Regions from separate parts of the Homo sapiens genome. Here region 1 is linked to region 2. Evidence: read pairs that join two places in POLR2A ChIA-PET (ENCODE). Cell type or tissue: OCI-LY7. All regions are shown on one strand.

Region 1 (8,000 bases), 60 kb before region 2:
CACTCTGCCTCTCCCTGGAGGATTTCTGGTGAATTTTACCAATAAGCAAGCTTTTTAAAAATAAGTGACGTTCTTCGAGGACTACTTATGTGTCTGGCACTGTGCCCAACATTTCCTAGACTACACAACCTCCTTTCAACATCCTGATTGCCCTTCCCTACAAGGATAATTATTAGGCAGCCTTTTCTCCATTTTGTAGATAAGGAAACGGGCTGGAGGGGTTCCCAAGGTCTCCCAAGGTCTCCCAAGGTCACGGTGCTGGGAGCTGGAGGAGCTGGGTGCAGACCCGGGTCTGGCTTGGCATCGAAGCCCCTGGGCGGCTCTATTTTCTGTTTCTGGGCTGTTGCAGGAACTGGCTGCAAAGAACCATCCCTTCTCACTGGCCTGAACAGCTTGTCCACATTTTCTTCCAGAAGAGTGGCCCTTAGCGTCCCTAGGGCCACTTCCCTCTTTTCCTGACAAGGAAGATAAACTGAGCCGGTGCTGTGGGTCTGAGGCTGGGCCAGGGAGGCTGAGCGGCTCTGGCTCTGGCCGGATCCCCGGCCCAGGACCAGGACTGAGTCAGCGAATGCACAGCCCCACCCTTGGGATGGGTCAAGCCAGGCCCAGGGAAATGGCACCGCTCCCCCTGGCTGGGCTGGGAGGCTTTGTTTAAAGGGTGTCTTTTCAAAGGACCGTTCTGAGTAATAGGCCATGCAGGGGCTGTGGACAGCAGACCATTTAACCCCTGGCCAGCGCCCCTCTTCCCCCATCTTGAAACCCCCTGAAGCTGAAGGGGAGAAGGCTGGCCTGGAGCCCAGGGCTCCGAGCCTCCGTTTCTTACCTGTAAAATGGAGCAACAGCCTGTCTGCCCTCCTCCAGGTGCTGTGAGGACCAAATGAGATCATGGAAAGAAAAGTGCTTAGGAAAATCACCCATTCCATGAAGCGTCTTCGTGAAGAGCTGCGATGGGCCAGGGTGGGGAGGGGGTGTGCAGAGGGCTCTGTCGGGAGGGCGGAGTCATGCCCAGATGAACCTGGGAGCCCCGGAGTGCCGGGCGGTTCTGGGGCACCGGAGGGAGCTGTAGCTGGAAGGGTGGAGGGCAGTGAGCTGGAGGAGGTGCTGTCCCAGAGGCCAGAGCCAGCAGGAATGCCAGTTCATCCCAGCCTCGCACTCAGGGCCTGGCACGCTTTAGCTCACAAGCTCTTGCAAACAGGGGGCTGAGGCTCTGGAGACGGCACTTGTCCAAGGGCACACGGCCGGGGCCTGGTGGAGCTGGGTTTGACGGCCTGAGCGGAGGCCCAGAGGCGCCTGGGAGTGGGAGGAGGGGCAGGACGTGCAGGTGGCCAGGGGCCAAGGCGGGGAACCCAAAGGCCACCCTCACAGCCTGAAGGTCAATGGGATGGCGAGGGCACCCTGTGGGAGGGTCTGAGTGAGGGAGGGGACAGAAGACGCAGGGTCCTTGTGCCAGGAGCCCCATCCGTTCTCTCCGTGACTCTGCCAGGGCTGGGCTGCGGACGCTTCCCTCTCATCACTGAAGGGTGTCGCTTCCCTTTTCGGGACCCTGCCTGGGCCTTGGTCTTCTGGACAAACACTTGGAGTAGGGCGAGAACATATCCTCTCGGAGATAAGGCCGGGGCAGGCTCAAGGCCAGACCTCCCTGGAGCTGGCTTCATGGATGGCTGCGGGCTCCCAGCCTGACTCTCTGGGCCTGGAGACGCTGGAGTTTTTCTGGTGATAAGTTACCCTTGAACCCCTGAGGAACTCAGGGGGGCCTAGCGCCCTTCCAGGACTATATGGAGTTTACAGACAAATCTGACGGGAAAGTCTGTGGCCTTTAAACAAATGCAATACTCAATGCACTGCTTTGCTTTGGTGTGCAATGAAGGCCCGGCCACTTGAAGGAGGGCTTGTGACAGAGCCCCTAACCTGGACGTGGAATGGAGCTCAAGCACCTGTTCTTTTTGTTCTTTTCTTTCTTCTTTCTTTCTTTGTTTTGAAACAGGGTCTTGCTGTCTTGCCCAGGCTGCAGTGCTGTGGTGTGATCCTGGCTCACTGCAGCCTCAAACTCCCGGGCTCAAGCAATCCTCCTGCCTCAGCCTCCCAAGTAGCTGGGATTACAGGCTCACGCCACCATGCCCGGCTGATTTTTAAAATTTTTTTGTAAAGATAAGAGTCTCCCTATGTTGCACAGACTGGTCTCGAACTCCTGACCTCAAGCAATCCGCCTGCCTCGGCCTCCCTCTCAAAGCACTGAGATTACAAGCGTGAGCCACTGCACGTGGCCTCAGGCACCTTTTCTAAACTCTTTTGCTTAGGGATCAGTTTGGGAAAAATTATAATGTTCATGGGGTGCACCTGTTTTCTCTCATTAACAATTAAAATAGCTCTAGAGAATCTCATGGGAGAAGCATGGATTTTTTTTTTTTTAACAGCTTTTTTTTGAGGTATAATTCACATACCACACAATTCACCTGTTAAAAGCCCACAGTACAGTGGTTTTTAGTGTATCCACAGAGGTGTGCAGCCATCACTACAATCCTCTTTAGAATATTTTATTTCCCCCCAAAAAAACCCCTGTACCTTAACCATCATCCCCAATTCCCCAACTTCCTCCAGCCCCTGCTAACCATGAATCCACTTTCAGTCTCTCTGGATTTGCCTGTTCTGGACGTTTCCTATAAATGGCGTCATGCAGTCTGTGGTTCTTTGTGTCTGGCTTCTTTCACTCAGCACCACGTCTTCAAGGTCGTGAACATTGTCACACATACCTGAACACCATTCCTTCTTCATGGCCAAATAATGTTCCATTGAGTGAATGGAGCACTTTTTGTTTCTCCATCATCAGCTGATGGACATGTGGGCTGTTTCCACTTTTTTTGGCTACTGTGAATAGTGCTGCCAAGAGCATTCTTGCACACGTTTTTGTGTGAACGTAAGTTTTCATTTCTCTTGGGCGTAAACTCACAAGTGGAATTGCTGGGTCCTTTGGAAACACTATGTTTAACCTTTAGAGGAACAGCCAGATTGAGAACACATAGATTTTTACAACTTACATGACCTGTTTATTAAGAAAATTCGCTGATATTGGTGAATGTTTACTACGGGCCAGGGTGTCTCATGAATGATCTTATTTTGTCCCCACAACAAGCTTATTTGGTCGGTTCTGTTACTGTCCCCAGTGGACAGAGCGGGAAAGCTGGGGATCGGAGAGGTTGTGAAACCCGAGTAGATTCAAATCCCAGCTCGTATGAATCAGGGATTTGAATCCAGGCCGTGGGGTCCCCTCCCTTCTGATGCTTCCTGATGAGTGGCCTCTACTGAAGTGCCCAGTCTGCAGAGCACTGAGGCTCCTTTCCAGCCACAGAAGCACTCATTTTGGAGAACTGGCAACCCCGAGGGTACGTTTAACTCTTCCTTCTGGATTCGATGGGAGCTGGGTCATGGGCGCTGTGTGTCGAGGCCGTGACCATTCCCAGCTCATTCCTCCATCAGGACATATGAACCACCTACTGCAGCCAGCACAGGCCAGGCCCGCAGAGTCCAGTGCCCTCGTTCCAGGTCAGCCTCCTCGTAGTGCAGGGCGCTGCCACCACCGCATGTTGTCCTTCCTGATGGCAACACTGGCTGTGCAAATGAAGGCAGTGTTCCTATTTGGCCTGATTCATTGGTTCTCATATTTGAGCTGCATCAGAATTTCCTGGAGGGCTTCTTCAAACCTGCATTGCAGGCCCACTCCCTGAGAGTCTGGTTCTGCTGGTCTGGCGTGAGGCCAGAGAATATGCATTTACAACAAGCTCCCAGGTGAGGCTGCTGCTTCTGGCCCAGGGACCCCTCTTTAAGGCATTAAGAAGTCCTGGGGATGGGGGCTGGGCCCCTGGGATGGGGGCGGGACCCTTTCTTGGATAACAGGTCAAGGGCTTCAGTCACTACTTGGGCTCAATGGCCTCTAAGAAATGGGGTTCCTGCTTCCCTGGAGGCCTCTCTGGACCCCTGGGGTGTGCGGATGGAGCACATATTGGACTGGAAGGAAGAGGGGCTGCCTAGATGGGTTGGGGTTACAGGCAGCCATTCTCACCCCTCCGGGGAGTGGTAGCAATTGGACCCTGGTGCTCTGCTGCCCCCTGGTGGTGGGCAATTCTGCACTGCCCCCTTTGAGGGTGATGAGACCCTTGAGCGCTGTCTGAAGCCGGGGCACCAAGCTCGACCCCACTGCCGGGGTCCTCGTACGTGCTCTCTCTTGGGAACTGATCTGCTGTCAGTCATATGCACTTTAGTGAGAATAAGTCCAAGTCCTTGATTCTTGTCTCCTGGGGGAGATTTACACTTAAATCCCACGGCTCATTGCTAAAGAACAGGAAGGCTCTGCCCAAGACTTGAAGCTTCAGGCACCAGGGAAGGAAGGGGAGGGTCCTCCCAAGAGTCTTGCTGAACAGCTGTGTACCCTGACCCCTGAACCTGGGAGGACCTGGCCACGGGCCTGCTTCCCAAAGGCTCCTCCCCCTCGAGGGGAGCGGCCGTGCTGTTTGCATGCTGCTTTAGAAGACACCATCCTCAGACCTTCAGCGCTTACCACGTGCTGAGCGTCTTTGCTGTCGCCTCCTGCACGTGCACAGTGGCCCTCCAAAGTCATCATTGCTTTACATGCCAGGCAATGGAAGCCCAGACAGGGTAAGAGGCATCAGCCAAGGCGTGGAGATGGCCATTGGCCAGTGGGCTCTGTGGATCTGGGCCTCAGAGAGGCAAGAGCTGAAGACGTGGCGTGGGGCAGGGGGCACACATGCAGATGGCGTGTAACGCAAGGGATGGGATGACTGCGGGGGAGAGGGAGCCCGGGCAGAAGGGAAGAGGTCCAAGGTCAGCCAGTTAGCAGGGGCCAGGAAAGGAGTGGGGTGGAGAGGCCGGGGATGGAAGGAGAGAAATCGCGAGGGCGTGAAGCATGCACGGGGCTTACAAGCAGACCATAACGGAAGGTTTGTGACCTTTAAGAAAAATCTAACCATTTGATTGGCTGCTCTGCTTGGCTGTAGTGCAAAGCCCGCCCACTTTGAAGAGGGGCCCAGAGGCAGCCTGAGGCTGTGTCCTCTGGGGGACTTGAATTCAAATGTCTTTCCTGTGTTTTTTGCTTGAAGTCCAATTTTCAAACTTGTTTTTCCCCCCTGTTATTTTTGCAGAGATGGGGTCTCCCTATGTTCTCCAGGGTGGTCTTGAACTCCTGGGCTCAAGTGACCCTTCTGCCTCTGCCTCCCTGAGTGCTGGGATTGCAGACGTGAGCCAGCATGCCTGGCGAGATCCAATTTTCAAGGAGAATATCTATATTCTTTAGAATAGTTTACATTAAACTAATATAAACTATTAGTTTATAACATACCATTGTACTAGTTTGAATCTTCAAAAAGATCCGTCCACATACTAACCTCAAAGAATTACGATTGGGACCTCATCTGGGGAAAGGGTCTTTGCAGGTGTTAAGAAGTTAAGGATTTTGAGGTGGGATCATTCTTTTTTTTTTTTTTCTTTTTTTTTTTTGAGACAGAGTCTCGCTCTGTCGCCCAGGCTGGAGTGCAGTGGCACAAACTTGGCTCACTGCAAGCTCCACCTCCCAGGTTCACGCCATTCTCCTGCCTCAGCCTCCGGAGTAGCTAGGACTACAGGCGCGCGTCACCAGGCCTGGCTAATTTTTTTTGGTATTTTTAGTAGAGACGGGGTTTCACCATGTTAGCCAGGATGGTCTTGATCTCCTGACCTTGTGATCCACGAGGTGGGATCATTCTTGACTAGGGTGGGCCCCACATTCAGTGACAGGTGTCCTTCTAGGAAACAAGGGGAGAAAGCCATGTGAAGGTGAGGTGGAGACTTGAGTGTCCTGGGATACGTCGGCATCTATCATCCATCATCTGTCTATAGGTAAGTAGACAGGCGGTAGATATGGACAACCATATATAGATATAAAATATTCTCCCTTGCATATAGATCATATGTCATATAATGTGTCAGTGTTTCTCAAAGTATGGCCTGAGGAACTCCTGCATCAAAGTTGCCTGGGACTTTGTAAAACTAAAGACTCCTGGGCCGGCTTTCAGACCTATGGGATTAGACTGTGGATGGGGCCCAGGAATGGGCATTCTAGACACATTTTCTGAGTGATTCTGATGCCCCTGGTGGTTCCCTGATATGCTGAGGATGGCTTGGGAGCAGGTGGGGGGAGGTTTGTCAACCAGAAGTGACCAGGAATGTGTCCAAGCAGAAAGGCAGGGACAGGGTGGACTGTTCTGGCTAAGGTGGAGGTTGCTGGCGCACCTCCCTCTGGGGCTGATGGACAGCTGGTGTGTGCTGGGGGCCCAGATGTTTGGGGTCATGGGGACCCTGCTCCGTCCTTGTTGGCACTGGTGCCCCCACCGCCCTCTGGGCCCAGCTGCTGTTGGAGAGGGGCCAGGAGTACACACAGGCTATTGTCAGCCCGTCTCACACTCGGCGTGCCTGGCCTTCCTGACGTTTAGACAGCTGCTTTGTGTCTGGCTGCTCTGGGAATTCCAGGGCCCGGGAAGCGACCGGAGCTGACATCCCAGGACCAGCTGGTGGGGTGGGCCGCGGGGCCATCTGGAAGTTTCCGGACCTCAGGGAACACTTATGTAACTGGTTTAGAGGGGAGGTTTGGACAATGGATTCGCTGAAGGACCAAGAACAAACTGAGCCTTTCCCAGGGCAGGCAGGTCCTCTCCCGCCAACAGGCATCTTATCTACTCCCCAAGGCCCCTCTCAGCCCCAGAGGGTCCCTGCTGTCAAAGCCAGAAGAGCAGACGATGGGACTGAAGCTCTCCAAGGGCAAGGACTTGTCTGTTTTGCCTTGTCACCCTCTGTGCTTAGCACAGCACTTGGCCCGTGCTGAGTGCTGAGTGAGGGTTGAATGAACATGCGCTTGTGTACATGACAGAGTTTCCTCCAGGGAGGAAGGACTGGCCCAGAGCAGCGGCTCACAAAGCGGGGTTCCTGGGTCAGCCCAATCAGCATCCCCTGGGGCTTGTTAGAATGCAGGTTCTCAGGCCCCACCCCAGAACTCCTGAGTCAGATGCTCTGGGGCTGGGCCTGGCAATCTATATTTTTAAGAGCCCATCAAGGGATTTCGATCCAGGCCGGTGCAGGAGAACCCCTGGTGTAGGGCAGCGAGAGGCAGCTTCCAATACCAGGCAACCCCCAACAAAATCCAACTGCTTCCACTCATAGCACTATTACTACTACTACCTCCACTACTACGGTTGCTGTCACGACTGCCATTGTTATCAGTACAGTTACTATTATTACTACGATACTTCTACTGGTACTATTGATTTAGTTGAGGCAGAAGAGCTGGGTCCTCCATGCATGGGCACTCAGCTTAGATTGTAGCCGAGTCCCCGAAGGTGGGGCGCAGATGCTTAGACGTTTCCAGGGACTTGTGGGCGGCTGGCGGGAGACCCACTGGTTTGGATGAAAGGGCACACGGGGCCTCTGAAGTGACACAGATGTGGATTCAAGTCCTGGTCCTGCCTCTTTATTTATTTCTTTTTGAGACAAGCTTTCGTTCTGTCACCCAGGCTGGAGTGCAGTGGTGTGATCTTGGCACCCAGGCTGGAGTGCAGTGGTGTGATCTTGGCTCACTGCAGCCTCGATTTCCTGGGCTCAAGTGATCCTCCCAACTCAGCCTCACAAGTAGCTGGGACCACAGGTGCACCCCATCATGCCTGGCTAATTTTTGTATTCTTTGGAGAGATGGGGTTTTGCCTTGTTGCCCAGGCTGGTCTCCAATTCCTGGACTCAAGTAATGCTCTGGCCTTGGCCTTCCAAAGTTTTGGGATTACAAGAGTGAGCCACTGCGCCTGGTGGCCCTGTCTTTTAATAGTGGGGAGACCTTGGGCAAATCACATAAAAGCCCTGTGCCTCAGTTTCTTTATCTATGAACTGAGGGTGGTCGCAATGGCGCGATCTCCGCTCACTGCAACCTGTCTCCTGGGTTCAACCGATTCTTCTGCCTCAGCCTCCCA
Region 2 (8,000 bases):
ATAGGCCCAGAGGCCACAGTGGTAGGACAGCCCAGCACAGACTCAGAGGCTACAGTGGCAGGACAGCCCAGCACAGGCTCACCTGTTACACGTGGACCCTTTGCACCTGTCCTTCATCTTGGTGTCACATCTGACGACTTGGGCTAGGAGAGAAATGCGGGAATACATGTCACGGCACGAAACCAGGAGGGTGAGAAGACCCTTCCCCATGCTGAGGGACATTCTGGAACATTCTGCAATCCAATCCGTGCTATACTAAGAGCAAGGGCAATGCCTGATGGTTGCAGGCTTCCGCTGGGGGCTCAGACCCCAGGCCCACCGCTTTACAGTAGCAGTGTGACCTTGAACAATTTGCTTCCCCTCTCTGAGGTTCAATTTCCGCATATGGACAATGCGGACAGTGACAGTACCCACCTCCAAGGGCTTTTGTGAACCTTGAGAGAGAAAGTGAACTCTGGCCTTGGCAGGGTGCCTGGCACACACGATGTGCCTGTGGTCCCACAGGGCTCTGCAGGGCAGGACTCCTGAGAGGGTAGGGAGGATGCTGCTCCGAGCCTGTGGGGCCGGAGACCCAGCCAGGCTCACCCGAGTCATCTCCCCCATCGCCAAGATGCCTTTTGCAAAGCTTTTTGCTTTGTTTATTTTATGGGAACATATCAGAGTCTCGGAGTCGTGTTATAGTTTGAAAAGGGACATAAACGTTGTATGTTATTAAAAGAAACAATGGCACCGTTTTGAACTCCTGGACAGACAAGGGCCTCCGCAGGTTTCCTGGTCAAAGCAAGCTACAGAATGCTTCGGCATCACAGGGAAAGAGGTTTGAAGAGGACAGAAAGACTGGTGGGGGCAGGGGAGATGGTAGTTATGAAAAGAAGAGAGGGGCTCTGAGAAGGCGGGTGTGAGGCTGTTCCTCAAAGAGGGGTCCAGTTTTAGGGCCTTTGAGGCTTGCGGGGCAAACGGGGAGAGCCAAGGGCATCCAGCCCAGCCCTCCAGCCCCGCCTGAGCAAAAACGCCCCTCCACAGCCCCCGGCCTGCAGAAACGGCGGCTGCAAATGAGTTCCCGCAGCAGTGGCTGGGGGGAGCTGAAGGGGAGCTGAACTCCACCCTGGGGCGGTGAAGGCAGACAGAACAAAAGCTTGGGGAGCTGAGGTGCCCAGGGAGCCAAAAGGCCAAAGGTGAGCAGGGGAAGAGTCAATATTTTGGGGATTCCTGGAAGTCCCAGGGGGAAACATCTCCCTTTCTCTACTAAAAATACAAAAATTAGCTGGGCATAGTGGTGGGCACCTGTAGTCCCAGCTACTCAGGGGGCTGAGGCAGGAGAATTGCTTGAACCCGGAAGGCAAAGGTTGCAGTGAGCCGAGATCATGCCACTGGACTCCAACCTGGGTGACAAGAGCGAAACTCCATCTCAAAAAAGAGTTGTAGGCAACTCTGCAATGATCTCAATGTACAGGGAGACCTCAGCTGGCACTGGGTGACCCGTGTTGCTGCAGCTCATCCTCCGGGCAACCTTGATGTGGCATCTCTATCCCCTACTTCATGGATGCGCCAACTGAGTCCAGACCCAGGACCTGGTGAGAAAGGAGTGGAACCTTCCAGAGCCAGGCTGGACGCTGCCTGCCCTCTGCAGGGCCAGCGCTTCCCAGAGGAACCCAACTTCAGCCCAGGTCCCTTTTGAAAGGACAAGGGAAGGTCTAACCTTAAAATACCTGCCTGGGTGTGGGGAAAATGCCACCCAAGCACAAGTCCTATAATGCTCGCTTTTGAAATGACTTAAAAATATCGTTTTTGAAAAACGTCTTATGGTTGTGCCTCCATGAGCTTCGCCGCACCCTGTTTGCCACTGCCTGTGGATTTGCAGACCTAAATCCACTAGCTCCCCTCCTCCACCCACCCCGTCCCCTTTGGAGGTGGCTGGGAGGGCAGGAGGGGCGGAGGACGGCCTAGACTCACTCATGTAGTTGACCGCAGAGGTTTTCTTGGGCTTGGTGGGTCTCATCACCCTCGGTTGGAGCCAAACATGGTTTTCTTCAGGAATGGGAGCCGTTTCCACCTCATTCATCTCGTCCGTTTCAGGTTTTGGAGTGTAGGTTTCTTCTTAACATTGGAGAGGGAGGAAAAAAAATAACACACTGGGATTCAACAAAAACGCACTTTGGGGAAAAAAAAGCAATTTGAAAACTAAACGTGTTTGAGGTTTGGTTTTACAAAGAATCATTTCAGCGGCAAAGAGAAAGTTACATTTCAGAACAGACCTGGCCAGGTGGAATTCTACCAGCCCAGATGAGACGGGGACGCTCTCCGCTCACTGTGTTTGCTTTGGACCCAAGATCAGCCAGGCTGCCCAGAGGTTAGCAGGCCCCACGCCCACACCTGGGTTATCATAATGGTTTCTTGTCCCATCTCCTCCTCCACCTGACCCTCTGCCCCCACGAAGCAACTTCAAGAAGCTGCCTCAGGCCGGGTGCGGTGGCTCATGCCTGTAATCCCAGCACTTTGGGAGGCTGAGGTGGGCGGATCACCTGAGGTCAGGAGTTTGACACCAGCCTGGCTAACATGGCGAAACCCCGTCTCTACTAAAAATACAAAAATTAGCTGGGCATGGTGGCGGACGCCTGTCATCCCAGCTACTTGGGGGGTGCTGAGGCAGGAGAATCGCTTGAAGCCGGTAGGTGGAGGTTGCAGTGAGCCGAGATTGTGCCATTGCAGTCCAGCCTGTGTGACAAGAGCGAAACTCCATCTCAAAAAAAAAAACCAAAAAACAAAACTGCCTCGGCCACTGGCCCAAAGCCATAGTGGACTTGCTGGAAGTCCCCTGTCCCTGGGTTTTCACTGGGGAAGGGGTCTTCCTCATCATGCACACATCACGGTGCACAAGGCCAGCCTCAGTGCTCCTAGACCCCAACTGCACCTCACACCAGCCCACTTCCATCCCTTCTCTCCTCCTGCCAGTCAGGGTCACTTAACCAGCTCAATTGTTGCTTCTGTACTGGAGTTTTACTGTCCAATAATGTCAGACTCAACATGTAGAACTATCCAACTATCCGAAAGAACAATCTTTTCCTTATTCAAGGACATGGTATATTATTATTTCTCCAACTATGACCATGACCCATGTTTTAAAACATTTTAATTAACCAAACACATTGCACTTAATAAACCTGAGTTAGCTTATCTTCCAGTTTTCATCCTGAAAGACAACTACAAACTGCTCACCAGAATCTGCAATCAGGCCACCAGGATACCAATTTGTAAATTCCAGCTAAAGCAAAGACACTGCTATTTTCATTTGCCTGAGCGGCCTGATCAAAGACAAATTCACGAGCATATCTGCTGGGGACACTTAATACCTTTACTTATGGCATGCTCCTCCTATGCCCCAACAGAAGTCTTTGGACCAGAGTTGGAAACCTGTGGCCTCCAAGCTCCCCAAGCAAAAAAGGCAACAGATGTATTTGGGTGAAAACAATTTCAAGGAGAATAACTAGAGCACGCTCGCAGGTCTCTTTGTGGTTTTGGATTAAAATCCAAGTTTCAGGGCCAGGTGTGGTGGCTCATACCTGTAATCCCAGCACTTTGGGAAGCCGAGGCGGGTGGATTGCATGAGGTCAGGAGTTTGAGACCAGCCTGGCCAAGAGGGTGAAACCCTGTCTCTACTAAAAATACAAAAATTAGCTGGGCATGATGGCGGGTGCCTGTAGTCCCAGCTACTTGGGGGGCTGAGGCAGAAGAATTGCTTGAACCTGGGAGGTGGAGGTTGCAGTGAGTGGAGATCGTGCCACTGCACTCCAGCCTGGGCGACAGAGCGAAACTCTGTCTCAAAAAAAAAAAAAAAAATCCAAGTTTCATCAGGTGTTCCTCAATCCCTAAGTCTTAGCTCCACTTCTTAAAATACATGAGCTTTCTTTGCTAAAGGACACAGCAAGTATTTTGTGTCCACACAATACCAAACAGCCAAACGAGGGGCAAATGCCTGACTCCCTGACGCCTTCCTGGGCTGGGGTTCTCCATAGCTGCTTCACTGGCCAATTTCACTACCCTACAACCACCACCCCAGGCTGGTCCTGTCCCACAAGGGGAAGGGACGGGTTTAAGTCAGAAGGTGGGAAGCCATTCTGAGCTCCAATTCTAATCTTGGATGTGCTCACGGGTCACCCTGCACTGTTCCCCAGCAGCTTGCTCGCAACTGTCATTTCCCCACCACCTGCCTCATCCACCAGCTGCGAACCTCCAGAGGCCAGGGGCCAGCCTGCCTCACACCTGGCACCCAGCACACAGCAGCTGCTCAACAAAATTCACAAATGCATGAACTACCAAAACCCCCAGAGAATCCTGTCACCTAAAGAAAAGAGCATATGTCCAGCAACAGAGCTTAAAGACATTCAAAGAGGGAACTCTGAAAGCACCTCTGGTAGCAAAAGCTATGGGTGGAAGCTTCAGGAAGACACCGGGTTTGCAGAGGCTGCCCAGGCGCGTGTCTGTTCTTCCCGTCAATGAGGCTATTCAGGCTTGCCCTCACTGAGAGCGGGAGCTGGCTGGAGAATAAGCCGGGTTTTCTTCCACTGGCCTTTAGGATGTTTAGACCTCATAATCGCAGCTTTATTTAGCCGAAGACAGTTTGGTAAAGCGGTCTAAAGCATTTGAGGACTCTCTATTTAAGAAAATGGGCAGACAGACAGTCCTGGCTCTCACACCCACAAATGAAAAGTAGAAGGCTTTACCCGCAGGATGGGCTGGATCCGAGTACCTCCTAATGAAGACACCTTGTATGGCCCAGCACGGGCCTGGGGAAATTCCGTGCAGAGGTCACGGCAAGGTTATTCTGTGCCCCATTCTGCTCCGGGCCAGGGTCTCAGGGCATTGTTTATGTCACTCTGCAGATTCCCTTCTGGCTCTAAAGCTGGTGACCATGCCCGGAGCTAATGTTCACTGAGCACTGGCCAGATGCTGGCTGGGCCCTCCCCGGCATGCATTTTTCTTTCTTTTCTTTTCTTTTTTTTTCTCTCTCTCTTTCTTTCTTTTTTTTTTTTTTTTTTGAGAGGAAGTTTTGCTCTTGTTGCCCAGGCTGGAGTGCAATGGTGTGATCTCGGCTCACTGCAACCTCCGCCGCCCGGGTTCAAGCGATTCTCCTACCTCAGCCTGGGATTACAGGCATGCGCCACCATGCCCGGCTAATTGTGTATTTTTAGTAGTGACTGGGTTTCTCCATGTTGGTCAGGCTGGTCTCAAACTCCCGACCTCGGTGATCTGCCCGCCTCAGCCTCCCAAAGTGTTGGGATTACAGGCATGAGCCACCGCGCCCGGCCATCCCCAGCATTTTCTTCTGTCAACCTCCCATTTGCCTTCAGAGGCATGATTGGCCACATTTCACAGATGAGGAAGAAGGCTCAGAGAGGGTAAGGGCCCTGCCCAGGCTCGCACAGCTGGGAAGTACCTGGGCTGGGTGTCAAACCACCTTTCCCCAAAGCCTGCGCCTTCTATCACCACACAGGTGGGGGTGAGAGGGGAGAATACCTCTTTTTTTATATCCTTATCCCTGCTCCATCTCCGTTAGAGGTCAAGGCCTTACCAGGCACCCTGGATATGCTCTTGGTAAATAGCTTCTGCAGATAAGCTGCTTCAGAGGAGACTTGCTGCGTGCTTAGCTAGAGAAATTGGGTGTCTGCCAAGGAAAGTTGGATACTTTCTACCAAAAATTTAAAAATAAGTACATGAAGCTATGTTGGTGGAGGTAAACTGGCATCTAAGGTTTCTGTGCACATTTGTTCTTTGAAAATGCCCCTCTGTGGCTATTGGCATATTTATTCAAACAACACATAAGACACCCCTGCCATGTGCCTCCGGAGGCCCTGGAGTGAGCTGGCAGCTGAGACGACAGGACGATCAAGGTTCCCAAGGAGTCTGGGGGTTGATGAACATGGGGCAGGTGCACTGTCTGGCTGTGAAGTCCAGGAAGGCTCCCTGGAGGCGGGGGTCACACCAAGACTGCAACAGGTGATACATGACCCAGACCCAGATACATGGTCTGTCTTAGTGTCCAGATCGCTCCTTCTTCCATCCCCATCCCCACTTAGGATGTCCCCTCTCCCCAGCGGGCAGTCAGCCATGAACAGCTGGCTGGGACAACAGAGGACCTGGCTCCTCAGAGGGTCTGGGACCACTGATCTAGCCCACTTGTTCTTCACTCCAGAACCCACCAGCCTGATCCCACATCTACCCCACCCTTCCCTGCCAGCGGAGCCCACCCAAGTCTCTGCAAGGCCCCTCGGTCATGGCAAGGCTGCCAGTGGAGCCACGTTAAAAAAAAAAAAAAAAAAAAAAGCCTGGGCCACACGAGCATGGTCAGCACCATGGACCAGCCATGCCCCATCGGGGACATAACTTCTGAAAGCCTGAGGAAATATCCCAAGACATGAGAAACGCTTTAGGCACCAGAAACCTGTGTTATTTATAGTAGCAGAAGTGGAAACATCCTAAATGGGAACCAGTGAAGAAATGGTGGGCGGGCATGATGGTGCACGCCTGTAATCCCAGCTCTTTGGGAGGCCAAGGAGGGAGGATTGCTTGGGAGTTTGAGACCAGCCTGGGCAATATAGTGAGATCCCGTCTCTACAAAAAATTTTTAAAATTAACCATGGTGGCATGTGCCTATAGTCCCAGCTACTCGGGAGGCTGAGATGGGAGGATCCCTTGAGGCCGGGAGGTTGAGGCTGCAGTGAGCCAAGATTACGCCACTGCACTCCAGCCTGGGCAACAAAGGGAGGCCATGACTCAAAAAAAAGGTGAACTAGGTAGAAAATCGCACCGCCCCAACAGCTCCAGTTCTGAGAGCTGTGGGAGTGGGGGCGAGAAACCTCTAGCACAGTCAGGGGAGCACCAGCAAGACACATGCATAAAGGGGAGGCCAATGGGGGCAAGGACACAGGAGTAAAGGGTCAAACAGCCCGGGAGGACTGATCCTACCCAGCTGTCCACATTGCAGGTACTTCCCACTAGTGAGCTCATTTGGAATATCACGTTGTTTGCTTTTACTTTCTTGTTCAAATGTCTGTTTTATGTTTTTAGAGTTGGGGTCTCGCTGTGTTGCCCAGGCTGGAGTGCAGTGGCGCCATCATGGCTTACTGCAGCCTCAAACTCCTGGACTCAAGCGATCTTCCCATCTAAGCCTCCCAGGCCACAGCCAGGACCACAGGTGCACGTGACCACACCTGGTTAATTTTCTATTTATTTTTTGTAGAGATGGGTTCTCGCTATGTTGTCCAGGCTGATCTAGAACTCCTGGCCTGTGATGGTTAATACTGAGTGTCAGCTTGACTGGATTGAAGAATGCAAAGTATTGATCCTGGGTGTGTCTGTGAAGGTGCTGCCAAAGGAGATTAACATTTGAGTCAGTGGGCTGGGTCTTGGTGGGCACCATCTAATCAGCTGCCATAGCAGCTAGGATATAAAGCAGGAAGAAAAATGTGAGAAGGCGAGACTGCCTTAGCCTCTCAACCTACATCTTTGTCCCATGCTGGATGCTTCCTGCCCTCGAACATCAGACTTCAAGTTCTTTAGCTTTGGGACTCGGACTGGCTTCCTTGCTCCTCGGCTTGCAGACAGCCTACTGTGGGACCTTGTGATTGTGTGAGTTTAACACTCCTTAATAAACTCCCCTATATATATATATCCTATTAGTTCTGTTGCTCTAGAGAACCCCGACGAATACAGATTTTGGTACCAGGAGTGGTTCTAGAGGAACACAATATTAAGGATGGAGTTCTTTCATTGGTTTTAGGGTTTCTGGAGTTGGCTGCTTAATATGATTAGATCCCAAAATGCTAAGGACTCTACTTCTAATAGTATGGAGAACACTGGGAGTCCTTGGCATGAGCTATTTGGAGAGTTATGCACAATAAATGCATTTGACACTCCTGATTCAGCGCTCCTGAGAGGGGAGTTCAGTGACTCTAGACTGAATACCTCTGACTATATGTGGAGAACCAAGGAACATAATGAAG

What was found. Peaks named below come from ENCODE experiments on the same cell type or tissue, not always from the same donor. Only the 100,000 strongest peaks of a DNase experiment are listed, where the experiment ranks them.
Region 1: POLR2A ChIA-PET joins it to region 2 with 8 read pairs; 6 of 35 experiments call an interaction of 5 or more read pairs at or near these places.

Annotation. Positions count from the first base shown.
Region 1 is chr16:84,921,429-84,929,428 of GRCh38, reverse strand. LINC02176 (long intergenic non-protein coding RNA 2176) reads right to left here and starts at 1,454. Exons shown (of 4, transcript XR_933830.2): 1 at 824-1,454. In OCI-LY7, CTCF peaks have their summits at 3,904 and 4,122 (motif pointing left); DNase peaks (open chromatin) are centred at 4,098 and 6,888.
Region 2 is chr16:84,860,994-84,868,993 of GRCh38, reverse strand. It overlaps CRISPLD2 (cysteine rich secretory protein LCCL domain containing 2), which reads right to left. Exons shown (of 15, transcript NM_031476.4): 7 at 1,954-2,097; 8 at 83-143. Among named protein-coding and RNA genes, the nearest start is that of CRISPLD2, 45 kb to the right of the region's middle. In OCI-LY7, no CTCF peak of the experiment used is centred here; a DNase peak (open chromatin) is centred at 4,273; H3K27ac peaks cover 1,507 bases.